4 separate regions of the Homo sapiens genome follow, and regions 2, 3 and 4 are each linked to region 1. A link is a contact called in ENCODE Hi-C or POLR2A ChIA-PET data. All regions are on one chromosome and are shown on one strand. The core of a region is the stretch at or near the end of the contact, and the rest is flanking DNA. Distances in the headings are between cores, read along the strand shown. Region 1 holds the start of PHTF1 (putative homeodomain transcription factor 1). Region 2 overlaps LRIG2-DT (LRIG2 divergent transcript). Region 3 has its middle 160 kb from the start of TRIM33. Region 4 has its middle 68 kb from the start of LRIG2.

Region 1 (2,883 bases), core at 145-2,644:
TAAGGAAAGGAAAAGCTGTCAAGGAGCAAAAGCAGAAGGAAACCACTGCCAATGTGTGCAATATAAAAATAAGGGTAAAATAATTTTTACTTTATTTGAGACAGGTCTCTGTTGCCTAGGCCGAAGTGCAGTGGTGCAATCATAGCTCACTACAGCCTCGAACTCGTGGACTCAGACGATCCTCCTGCCTCAGTCTTCGAAGTAGCTGGGACTACAGGTGCGCGCCACCACCCCCGGCTAATTTTTTTTTTTTAAGAGACGGGGTCTGGCCATGTTGCTAAGGCTGGTCTCAAACTCCTGTGCTCAAGCTACATTTCCGCCTCAGGCCTCCCAAAGCGCCCAGATTGCAGGCGTGAGCCACTGCGCCCAGGCTGGGTGAAGTAATTTGTAAAACTTAGTCCTGTGGGAGTTATTTTAGCTTAGTCGATTTTCCTCATCCGTGAAATGGGATAACTTCCACCTGGTGCCCACTCAATAGATAAGAAGAAATAATGTCTGCAAAACATTGAGTACAGCGCCTCTTAGGCTTTCTTAAGTGAAGCTATCATCTGTCATTAGCTTTCTCTGACCCAGATGCTACACGCTGTGGGCTAGCAAGAACACGGCTTCAAATAAGGTGGGGAGAATGGCTGTAAGGGGACAGTGTTCCATTAATGGCCAAAAAAAAAAAAAAAAAAAAAGCAGCCTAAAAATCCTTTTAACGTATCCTTAAATATTCACTTGAGGGTTCAACCTTTCTTTCCTTTCTCCTGACCTCTATCGGCCCTAATTAACCTGTTCCTGCCGCCACCTAACTTTACCCTAATTTGGAAAAAGCTGTGACTGCCCAATACTTGTTCCTCTTTTCCCCCTACACCTTTGAGCACTAGAAAGCTCCAGACCCAGAGCTGCTGAGGGGCGGGAGAGGAAGGGAGTCACTAAGCCGCAGCCTGGCCCTTCCTCCCAGGGCAGCGTAAATTCACGCAAACATTGATTCGTTCGCTCAACAAACATTGGGAACCTAAGTGCCAGGCTTGTGCCAGGCCCCAGTCTCTGACCTCATGGAGCCCACAGCCCACTGGGGAACAGAGATTAAGCCATGAAACACGAAAATGAGTGCCACAAAGACGTGAGCTACTAGAGTATCAGGACCGACCTCCTTTAGACCGCTGGATGGGAGAGTCGTTTGTGAGGAAGTGACTTTTAAGCTGAGGCCTGAAGGGTGATCTGAGGGAGCTGCTCTTGGCCATCGATATGCCGCGCGACTCCCCAGGCCCTCGGACCCGGAGCCTGGACCAAGGCTGGGCGGGAAGGCCCCGGGCCAGGGGCGGAGCCACCTCGGCGGCGAAAGCCGGAAAGCGGAAGCCGAAGGCTGCTGCCCGGTGGTCGGCTGAGCGGCTCTAGCCCAGATCTCAGACGGCTGAGTCACTGCATCCCGGCGCGGCCCGCAGAAGACGAGCGCCGCTGCCGCCGCCTCCTCCTCCCGGGCTCCCGGGCTCTCGGGGTCCGGGGCCTTTGCACCTGTCTTTTCCAGCTGGGCACAAAGCCTTTTGCTGTCGCCGTGGCGACTGGAGGCCTTCACTTTTAATCCCCCTCATTTTCCAGTTCATTCTCTGCTTATTTTCTGGTCAGTCCGTGACCCTGTAGGCGGCCTCTGACCGGCGATCGATTTGCCGCCCTCAGGGCGCTGGGCGGCCGGCTGCCTCCGAAGCTGGGGCGGCCTCCGCGGTCTCCATGGTAACGGCCTCTCCGGCGTCTCCGCCTGGAGGGGAAGATGCGGCCTGCCTGGCCCGCCGCCTCGCCCCCGGCCTCACGGTGGGACCCCGGGCACTGAGGACGGAGGTCCCGGGCGCCGGCCCGCGGGGCAACGGGCACTAGGTGAGAGCCGGACGCGGGCGAGCGAAGGAGGCGGGTGCCGGGCGACTCCAGCGGCGGCCCCTGCCCCTCCCCCGCACCCACGAACACGCTCGCCCGATATATTGCAGAGGCTTCTCCGGTCGCCGCTGCGCCAGTTTTTTTTTGTTTGTTTGTTGTGTTTTCCCTGGCAAACAGCTGGAGAAAGAGCAGCTCATGGAGAGGCTGAGAGAAGCGGTTTTCGCGTCCTACCCAAACTGGGAGAGTAACCTTCAGCAGCTGGACTCACCGATTGGTTTTCCTTCATTTTCAGTGAAATCCCATTCTCTGGCTGGAGACACAGATGGCCTCAAATGAGAGAGATGCTATATCGTGGTACCAAAAGAAGGTAATACATATATATATTTTTTTTATTTGTAAAGCATTCTTCCTGCAAAAAGCTCCCACAAATAATATAATGTTACTTTCCCCCGAGTTTAGTAGTGCCAGGTGTTCATGTATACTTCAACATAAATGAAAAAAAAAAAAAAAAGATGTACAAGGTCATTATGTCTTTTAAACCCGGTTCCAGGTCCCAGAATAAGGTTTACAAGCCACCTCCTTCAGGCTGCATACACAATGCCACCGCAATGCTTTGAAAGTTTGCTTCTGATCAAACTGCTTAAAAACAAAAAAGACATGAAACCTGTATGTGCACAGCTCAGATTGATACTATCAACAATCTTATTGAGCTGTTCCTTATCTTTTATTCCTCTCTAGTTTTTCTAGTGCTCTTTTCCTTAAGAAGTGGATTTTTTTTTTTTTTTTTTTTTTTTGAGACGGAGTTTCGCTCTTGTTGCCCAGGCTGGAGGGCGATGGCGCGACCTCGGCTCACTGCAAGCTCCGCCTCCCGGGCTCAGCCTCTGGAGTAGCTGGGATCACAGGCGCCCACCACCACGCCCGGCTAATTTTTTGTATTTTTAGTAGGGACGGGGTTTCACCATGTTGGTCAGGCTGGTCTCAAACTACAGGCGTGAGCCACCATGCCCGCCCAAGAAGTGGAAATATCTT
Region 2 (3,022 bases), core at 513-3,012, 720 kb after region 1:
CATTCTGAAGAATTTGGCTATGGCACTGATCTCCAGCCCACCTGCACTCTCATCTCCACCCCCAATTCTCCACCTCCTACACCCCTCCCCCTACTCCACCTCAGCCCCTTAGGGCGATTTAAGTAATTTTCCAGACCTGACTCTGAAGTTATCTTCCCAGCAGGAGTCGCAAGGGTGAGTGGTAGAGGGGTGAAGACCTTCAGTGACCAGCTATAGTCTGAGCTGGGAAGGGACAAAGGCAAGAAGAAGGAGGAAATGGGTCACTGCCCATGGCTGGCAGAGCAACTGCTGTGCCTGAGCTTTTATTCTGTGAACAAATCTTTGCTCTCTTCACCAGTGACCCACATGAACTGTCATTCCCAACTGCAATAAAGTGGGGCAAGGGCTGAGAAGGGCTGAGAAGGGCTGACTCCACAGCTGTGGAGTAAGAGTTCCCTGGCAGGAGAAGAAAGACTGAAAGACACAGGGCTTTCATGGAGGCAAAAGAAACAAAGAAAGTCTGAGACAAGGAGATTAAAAAACAAAAACAAAAAAACAAACAAAAACCTCTGAAAAGCCTAATTGCCCCTAAATGCCTCGACACCAAAACTTTGTCATTTTTTTCTTTTTTGTGGCTGTCTTCCCATTTTATTTTTAATTATTTTTTTTTTCCGAGACGGAGTTCCGCTCTTGTTGCCCAGGCTGGAGTACAATGGTGCGATCTTGGCTCACTGCAACCTCTGCCTCCCAGGTTCAGACGATTCTCCTGCCTCAGTCTCCCGAAAAGCTGGGATTACAGGCGTGCGCCACCATGCCTGGCTAATTTTTGCATTTTTAGGAGTGACGGGGTTTCACCATGTTGGTCAGGCTGGTCTGGAACTCCTGACCTCAGGTGATCCACCCGCCCGGGCCTCCCAAAGTGCTGGGATTACAAGCGTGAGCTACCACACCCAGCCTGTCTTCCCATTTTAAACACCCTTTATGTTCCAAGTGAGGTAAAGGTGAGGAATAAAAGGGAGAATGGTTGCAGAGCCTCATTAAGCTGGGAGCTAGGATCACAGGAGCTAGTGGAGATCTTGGGTGAATCCTACTGTTTCTTGAATGAGTCCTAGAAACGCCCGCTCATTTGGCTACTTCTTCCTTTCCTGCACACAGGAATTTAACAAGATTCTTCTACAGCCTGGTGACTTTGTGATCTCTTAGCCTTAGTCATGTCCTCTTTCCCTCCCACCCTAGCCCCAGAGACTCTTCCTCTTTTCCTTGGCAGTTCGAGTCCCAGAGTGTTATTTATCAGTCAGCAGCAGAGGGCGATCTGGCCCCGGAGAATGACCCGGTCAACTCGGGCCATATGCCTGGGTTGCTAATGACTTGCAGCTCCATCAACATAAAGCTGAATTCTTCACAAAGGAACACTGTCACTAAGCTTTTTCCTTTTCATTCTTGAAAGCTACACTGCCTTAGCTAACCCCTTCCCCCTCCCGCCTTCATTCCTGCTCTCTTTCCTCTCCCAACCTCTTGGAAGCAGCAGGAAATGAACAAGGTCCACAGTGGAGAAAAACAAATCCCAGGGCCCTGCTGAGGAAAACCACAGGAAAATGACCAAGTGGCATTAGCAGCTGCAGGAGTTTTAGGTAGCTGTGTGGTGTGCGTGTATGTGTATGTGTGTGTGAGAGAGAGAGAGAATCCCACATAGCAGTACTTTTCATAGTTTAGCATAACATAAAAATCACCTGGCGAGCTTGTTAAACCACAGCTTCCTGGGCCTTACCCAGGAATTCCCGGGGCCCAAGAATTTGCATTCTTAACACTCCTAAGGTATTTTAATGATGCCAGTGGAGGACTGACCACATTTTGAGCAGCACTGCTGTACACAAATGCAGTGAAATAGAATGTATAGATCTGAGCCAGGGGCTTGCTTGGATAACATCCTGATATGATGGCCTCCCCCAGAAGAGTCAGGCCAGATCCTTCCAATTCCAGGCCAGAAGATTTCATAGATCAGCCTACAGCTGTTCCCTCCCCTTGAAAAAGAAGCAGAGAATGTATCAACAAGAGCATTGTTTGGAGAGGGCTGAGCTCAGATAATAGGCTGGTTCTCCATTGACTGTTTCTTTCATCCCAACTGGCAGAAGAATCACAGAAGGCCCCTCCTTTCCCCTCCAGCAGAGATGGATGCTCTACCTACTTAAAAATCAAGAATTCTTCTGACCTTGGCTGTGTCCAACAACTCATGCCCAGAGGCTTCTGACCTGTCCCCTCCTTAGCACCCTCCAGATCTGAGAACCTCCAGAGTCACAAAGGCCTGTGGAAAGAGCTGGTTATCTTCAAGATACCCAGAGGCGCTTGGGCTGATTTAAAGGCACTACTCCCTTCTGTTTATGCAGCAGAAGATAACAAGACAGACAGAAGTGCTGCTATGGTCTGAATGTTGATGTCCCCACAAATTCATCTGTTGGAATTTAGTCCCTGATGTGATACCAATCAAGAGATGGGGACTTTAGGAATTGATTAGGTCAGAAGGCTACAGCCCCCATGAATGGGATTAGTGGCCTTATAAAAGAGGCTGGGGGGCCTGGCGTGGTGGCTCACGCCTGTAATCCCAGCACTTTGGGAGACTGAGGCAGGCAGATCACTTTGGGTCAGGAGTTCTAGACCAGCCTGGCAAACATGGTGAAACCACATCTCTACGAAAAATATTAAAAAATTAGCTGGGCGTGGTGGCGCATGCCTGTAGTCCCAGGTATTCAGGAGGCTGAGGCAAGAGAATCGCTTGAATACAGGAGGCGGAGGTTGCAGTGAGCTGAGATCGCGACACTGCACTCCAGCCTGGGCGTCAGAGCAAGACTCCGTCTCAAAAAACAGAGCTGGAGGGAGACTGTGAGACACATTTAGAAAGCATCATTTATGAGGAACCAGCCCTCTTTGGCAGCTTGATCTTGGGACTTCCCAGCCTCCATATATGGTACCAATCCTTCTTTAGTTTTAGTGTCCATATCACAGAAGGGCTCATGTTGTAAAAGAAGTCAAAAGCAGCCTTGAATAA
Region 3 (2,722 bases), core at 114-2,613, 590 kb before region 1:
AGGGGAGGCACCCAGGGCTAGTGCCCTGCCTAGGGTTTCATAGGTGGTGGCAGGCCCAGGCCCAGAACATACATCTCCAGACGCTGGTCTGAAGTGCTTGCCATCAAGCCTAGTCCTACATCTGCTGGGACCCCAGTGCTGTGGGGAAGGGATCTGGTGCTGTGGGGAAGGGATCTGGTGCTGTGGGGAAGGGATCTGGTGCTGTCCGGAAGAGATCTGGTGCTGTCCATACCCATCCGCGTGTAAATGTTGTGTGGCTGGTACAGTTTAGTAAGGAAAGTGTCAAAGAAAGGCAGTGTGAATATTGGTCTGCGAGGTATCAGCGAGCCAGTAAGCAAAGAACTTGGGAGGTGCGTGCTCTCTCTCTCTCTGACACACACACACACACACACACACACACACACACACACACAGCAAATTTCGGGAGGCAAAAAGCTGTGGGATTGGAGTTGGAGAGCTCAATTTCTGTGAGATCTTAATGAGATGGTTCTGAGAATCTTCAAAAGCTAGACAATTACAAGACACTGGAATTAAAGTTTTGCAAATACCTGAGGGAGAATACTAGCTCAGGCCCTCAAAAGGTAATCACCTGTCCTGAGCAGCCAGGACCGGAGGGTCCTGGGCCAGAAGACCCTCAGGGCAAGGGGCCATTGCAAAGACGATCATGACCATGATTACCGTCATGATTGTTATCCTCGGAGAGGGGCTGCCTGCCACAGGGAATGTGCGATGGTTTCAATCTGAAAACAATCCCTGAGCTGCATGTTCAGGTAAACTCATGCTCTAGAAGCAAGGTGCTGTCGTGCAAGTTGCTGGCACAGCCTTCCGCAGCCTTCTTGCAATTCCGGGCTGCACCCGCGAGGGCTAGCGTCACGGTCCCTCTTCTGAGGCGCGCTGGCGCCCTCTAATGGACACTGCCGAACAGGACGCCACGGCGCTGCTGAGGCGCGATGGCTGCGAGGCCGCTAGGGGCGCTTGCAGGCGGCACAGACTGGTGGAGCCGAGTGACGCGGCCGCCAGAGGTTTGGGCCGATTTTGGAGACCGGTGATTAGGTTTCTTTCTGCCTGATTCAGTCCTGCTAAGTTAAAACGTGCAATAATCCCTTACTGCCAAGGCACACGTTTCTCTGTGTTTCAGGGGTATCAAAAGCATTTGCTAAACAAGTCAAACCCGTCGTTCTTTCGGTCTATTCTATCAGTGCCTGGAGAGGAATCTGGAAGAAGGAGGTGGAGAAGGAAGGAAGGGCGTGGAGGGTGAAGACGGCCCTGTGTTCCCCTGGGCTGGCCCGGCCCTCCTTTCCCAGAGCTTTTCCCCCTCTCGCCGTCACTCCCGGGGGCCCTGGGCCAGGAGGGAAGGGGGATGGAGGGGAGGATGGGATCCCAGGGGAGGGTCTGGGTGCGCGCCCCCACTGCAGGGCAGGTGACTTCGGAGGCGCTGGAGCCAGCGGAGCGCAGGCCTGTCATGCAAGCCGACCCTGCGGTGGGAGGAAAAGCGGTCTCTCGGGGGAAGGCTCCTGGCAGAGGCCTTTCCCTTGATCGGCTCACTTGGCTCTTCTGGCAATGCGGTGCCCTTCGCAGGCAACTTTCCAGGGGTCAGAATCACAGTACGCCAGCCCTGGTTTACTCCCCACAAGCGTCTCAGTCCATCACTCTGCTTTGTGTTGTGCTTGCTCTGAGGCCCAGGCTCATCCTGTACAGGCCTCATCCAGTAGCTCAACATCTGTCTCCATTCCCTCTCCCTGTCCTTTCCCCAGAACCTCCCACCAAGAACGCTGGTCTCCTATTGCTTTCACAATAGGTCTTGATGGCCCAGAAAACCCGAGCGCAACTCTATGGCATCCAAAAATGTGTTCCCCATTACTACAGGCAGGGGAGAGCTGGGTCTTTAAACACCCTGGAGGTGAGGGGCATACACGTGTGCCTTCCTGCCTTAGAGTAGGCGGAATCCTAAGACATTAAAGAAAAGAAAACAAGACAGCTGATTTCTGAATTAAGCCGGATTAAAATTCATACTAAGCTGTACTATTAATTTAAAAAGCTCTTATTTACGGTCTACTAGACACTGGGCACTTTAAATTCAATAAATTATCTCTCTCTCTTTTTTGTTTTTGTTTTTGTTTTTGTTTTTGAGTCGGAGTCTCACTCTGTTGCCCAGGCTGGAGTGCAGTGGCGCGATCTCGGCTCACTCAGCCTCCACCTCCTGGGTTCAAGCGATTTTCTTGCCTCAGCCTCCTGAGTAACTGAGATTATAAGCACGTGCCCCCATGCCCCATGGCTATTTTTTTTTTTTTTGTATTTTTTGTAGAGATGGGGTTTCGCCATGTTGCCCAGGCTGGTCTCTAACTCCTGACCTCAAGTGATCCACCCCCCTTGGCCTCCCAAAGTGCTGGGATTACGGTGTGAGCCACCACGCCCAGCCTAAATTTAATAAATTCTCACAACAAGCAAGTTAAGTACTGTTTTCTCTGTTTTCTACATGAGAAAACTGGTAATCAGAGAGGTTAAAGACTTGTGCAAAACTACACAGCTCTCGATGTCAGTTGAAATAGGTAGGTTATGCTGCCTTAATAAATAGCCCCCATATTCCAGTGGCTCATGTTAAACCAGTCGTGGTTTATTTCCTATAAACATTCCATGTGCCTCACTCTGCTCTGTGCTGTGCTTGCTTGGAGGCCCAGACTAATGGGGCCGCCAGTTGTGGGACATTGCTGGGTGCTGGGTC
Region 4 (3,067 bases), core at 17-2,516, 620 kb after region 1:
ACACAAACCAATTCTCAAACCCAGGAAACCGTAACGAGAGATTGGGTGAACACTTCCTAGCTCTGACTTATTGCCAGGCATTGTTCTCATTGTTTTCTATATATTAACTCTCTAAATCCCCACAGTAATGTTATGAGTTAAATACTCTTATCATTTAAAAGATGAGAAATAGAGGCACAAAGAGGTTAAATGACCTACCCAAGCCTCAACAGCTAGGAAGTGGTAGAGCTAGGATTTGAACCTATATAGTCTCATCGCAGAGTCCTAAACTGCCTGAAATATGTACATTTAAGCAAAAAACAAAAAGTGCTGATTCATGGATTGGAATGGAGTGGGATGAGTAATAACTGGGTGGTGCTTTTTATCTCAATATGTTAGATCAGCTAAAGACAGAAGGGTTTTGATAGCTGAGGGGCCCAGTGTCTATCCCATACTTTAAGGAAGGCCTCAGAAAGGCCAGCTGCTCCCCTAGATCCACCCACAGCTCCTAGTGTCCCCTGACAGACAGCAGACTGGTGCCAGAGTAGTTTCATGTGGTTGAGAGCCAGATATGCAAACAGTTCTGCATGGGTCCCTTTATGCACTTACATACTGTATTTTTTACTAGAAAATGGTGACATATTTAGTACCTAGTGCAGCAATGTCGTAGGTCCTACAAGTATGAAGCCTAACTTCTAGAATGGACTCTACCACCTACTGTCCCTTGATTCAGTTCTTTGCAACTATAAATATTTATTCATTCAGTAAATAATTTTGAGACCTCCTCCATGCCAAGCAACATGCACTAATTTGAATTCAATAGTTGCCCTAAGGTACTCACTATTTGCTGGTGGTGACAGTCAGATAACGGGATCTTTATAAGCACTTCCGCACTGTGTCCTCAAAGTGTGCCAGGGAGTGAGGGAGGGCTCAACCTGTCCCTCTTCCCTAGGAGTCTGTGAGCAGCAAATGAGATCATACAGGGGAAAGGGCTTTGTAAATAGCAGAAGGTGAGAATGGGGTGTGTGAGGAGGTGGGGAAGAGGGGGAAGAAGGAGGAAGCAGAGGGAACGGGAGGCAGAAGGGAAGGAGGGGTGAAGGAGAAGAGAGGGAGTGGCAGGGGGAAGGAAGGGGAAGTAAAGTGGGAGGACTTCAACTAGGAGCTGGCTGCCTTTTCTGGAGACCTCGGGCAGGCAGCCGCCAAGCTGAGTGCTCCATCAGGGGCTGTGAGCCTGAGTGAGGCCTCACAGGAGTGAGGGAACCAAGCCTGAAGCTCAGGGCTCACTCTCCTAGCAGGCCAAGTCCAAACCTTGCAACCGTTGCCAGACTACTCTGGACTCCGTCCTAGTGGGGGCCTTAAACTCGTGTTATGTTGCTTGAGACTAGGTGCTTTCGCTGCTCCCCATGCACCCCAACCTCTTCAGGATCCCAGCTTGAAAAGTGACAAAGGCCAAGCTGTCCCTCTATTGTGATGCCCGATTTCTCATGAATCCCCTTATATAATGGTATCTCTGAGAAATGGTGGCTCGAGGTGACGCCAGCCACCACCATTCTCTGTACTGAATCGCCACCTAGAGGCCAGTTCTAGCCCAAACCAATGTGTAGGCCAAGTTTTCAATTTTGCCTCAAGATAGAAAACAAAACAAGAGTTATCTTTGAACAAAAAGATAAAAAGGCAAGAAAATGGCACAAGACCTTTAAAAGGACTCCATCAGTCCCTTCACCAACCCTGTGGTTTGCTGATGAGATATGCAAGGGCTGAAATGTCTCCACTTCTCAATGGGGCAGGATTTCCTCCATGGCTTGGGACCAATGTGAGAATGTCACTGTTTCTCACATATTCTAAAGTCTAGATTTGAAGAACAAATATGCCAAGAAAACCCTCCAGTTTGCCCTGCATGTCAGACCCCAGCCCATCTGCTCCTCTTCTTTCATGCCCAAATTCAGACACGTTGGCTAGCTTGGGAAGACAGCTCAGCAGAAGATAGGATGTCCTTTTTAGGAGAGTTTGCTAATTTGGCTTACATTTCTGGAATTAGATGCCCTACACTGAACATGAATACCCATTAATCCTGGACCATTTATTGGGAAGTAGTTGGATGAGTCTACAAAGGCATCGAAGGTAAGTTGATAGTTCAAAATGAGCATCAAGGCCGGGCATGGTGGCTCAACGCCTGTAATCCCAGCACTTTGGTAGGCCAAAGCGGGCAGATCACCTGAGGTCAGGAGCTCAAAACTAGCCTGGCCAACATGGCAAAACTCCGTCTGTCTACTAAAAATACAAAAATGAGCCGGATGTGGTGACAGGTGCCTGTAATCCCAGCTACTTGGGAGGGTGAGGCACGAGAATCACTTGAACCCGGGAGGCAGAAGCTACAGTGAGCCAAGATCGCACCACTGCACTCCAGCCTGGGCATCAGAGTGAGACTCTGTCTCAAAAAAAAAAAAAAAAAAGAAAAAAAAATGAGCATCGAGGTATTTTGGTCTGAAGAAAATCCAAGCTACATGGTTCCAGATCTTCAGTGCCCCAGCTTGAACAGTATCAGGAACAGCAGAGTACTAAGAAAAGTAAGCCAGGCTCCCAAACTGAGCAAGGACAGTTTTCTTAATCCTCTTTTTAAATTTTTTAGGTTTTTCTGTTCATTCCTTTGCCAGTCTAGTAATTCAGCTTCCCACTACTCAGCTTATTGAATTCTTAAGTATAATTGGAAAACAAGATACATAAAATATTCAAACTCTCATTATCAAAGCATCCTAGTTTGTGACTGCTTGGGGATAGCAGTGTGTGCAGTGTCCAGGGAATGCCCACAGAGGCTGCAATACATTTTTGCAGGCAAGCAGCTGCTGGTCCCTCTTCAGACCAACAACAATTCAAAGAAGGGGCTCCCTTTAGAGTAAACCTGGAGGAACCTTGGGAAAATTAGACTGATGTTTGAATTTATGAAAAAGCCACAGCTGTTCCCCAAGGATAAAGTTCAGTCCATTGATCGGCCAAAGGGCCCAGAGGAAATGAAATTGCCATTTCCTTTACCCATCCACCCAAATAAGTTAGACTTCTAAAAACTGAAGTGTTTCCTTCTCTCCAGCAG

Evidence for each region. Hi-C counts contacts between places; a loop is a spot of excess contacts on that map. ChIA-PET counts read pairs that join two places held with the same protein, here RNA polymerase II (POLR2A). Pooled maps may share reads with other maps.
Region 2: POLR2A ChIA-PET joins it to region 1 with 26 read pairs in Panc1. The contact joins the enhancer-like site here to the promoter of PHTF1 in region 1. POLR2A ChIA-PET finds 5 or more read pairs at or near these places in 2 of 52 experiments (Caco-2 and Panc1).
Region 3: a pooled map shows a loop between it and region 1 (2.7-fold over the local background). The contact joins the enhancer-like site here to the promoter of PHTF1 in region 1. A Hi-C loop is called at or near these places in 2 of 50 pooled maps. POLR2A ChIA-PET finds 5 or more read pairs at or near these places in 3 of 52 experiments (WTC11, activated CD4-positive, alpha-beta T cell and activated T-cell).
Region 4: a map of MCF 10A shows a loop between it and region 1 (14-fold over the local background). The contact joins the enhancer-like site here to the promoter of PHTF1 in region 1. A Hi-C loop is called at or near these places in 4 of 168 maps with a recorded cell type or tissue (MCF 10A, chondrocyte, endothelial cell of umbilical vein and 1 more) and 12 of 50 pooled maps. POLR2A ChIA-PET finds 5 or more read pairs at or near these places in 6 of 52 experiments (AG04450, HepG2, K562 and 3 more).

What each region holds. Positions count from the first base shown.
Region 1 is chr1:113,757,997-113,760,879 of GRCh38, reverse strand. PHTF1 (putative homeodomain transcription factor 1) reads left to right here and starts at 1,394. Exons shown (of 19, transcript NM_001323043.2): 1 at 1,394-1,857; 2 at 2,147-2,221. The coding sequence starts at 2,177. RefSeq lists an enhancer at 942-1,521 and silencers at 1,672-1,991, 2,625-2,754.
Region 2 is chr1:113,041,076-113,044,097 of GRCh38, reverse strand. The region is part of intron 2 of LRIG2-DT (LRIG2 divergent transcript); the gene reads left to right. Among named protein-coding and RNA genes, the nearest start is that of LRIG2-DT, 31 kb to the left of the region's middle. RefSeq lists enhancers at 1-538, 1,137-1,431, 1,460-2,379 and a silencer at 1,227-1,276. Within about 2 kb of position 1,762, at least 12 of the 41 ENCODE cell types and tissues checked have a DNase peak (open chromatin) inside an H3K27ac peak, as active enhancers do.
Region 3 is chr1:114,344,897-114,347,618 of GRCh38, reverse strand. No RefSeq gene overlaps it. Among named protein-coding and RNA genes, the nearest start is that of TRIM33, 160 kb to the left of the region's middle. RefSeq lists an enhancer at 1,473-1,973. Within about 2 kb of position 1,363, at least 21 of the 41 ENCODE cell types and tissues checked have a DNase peak (open chromatin) inside an H3K27ac peak, as active enhancers do.
Region 4 is chr1:113,139,175-113,142,241 of GRCh38, reverse strand. No RefSeq gene overlaps it. Among named protein-coding and RNA genes, the nearest start is that of LRIG2, 68 kb to the right of the region's middle. RefSeq lists an enhancer at 1,267-1,436 and a cis regulatory region at 816-1,716. Within about 2 kb of position 1,266, at least 9 of the 41 ENCODE cell types and tissues checked have a DNase peak (open chromatin) inside an H3K27ac peak, as active enhancers do.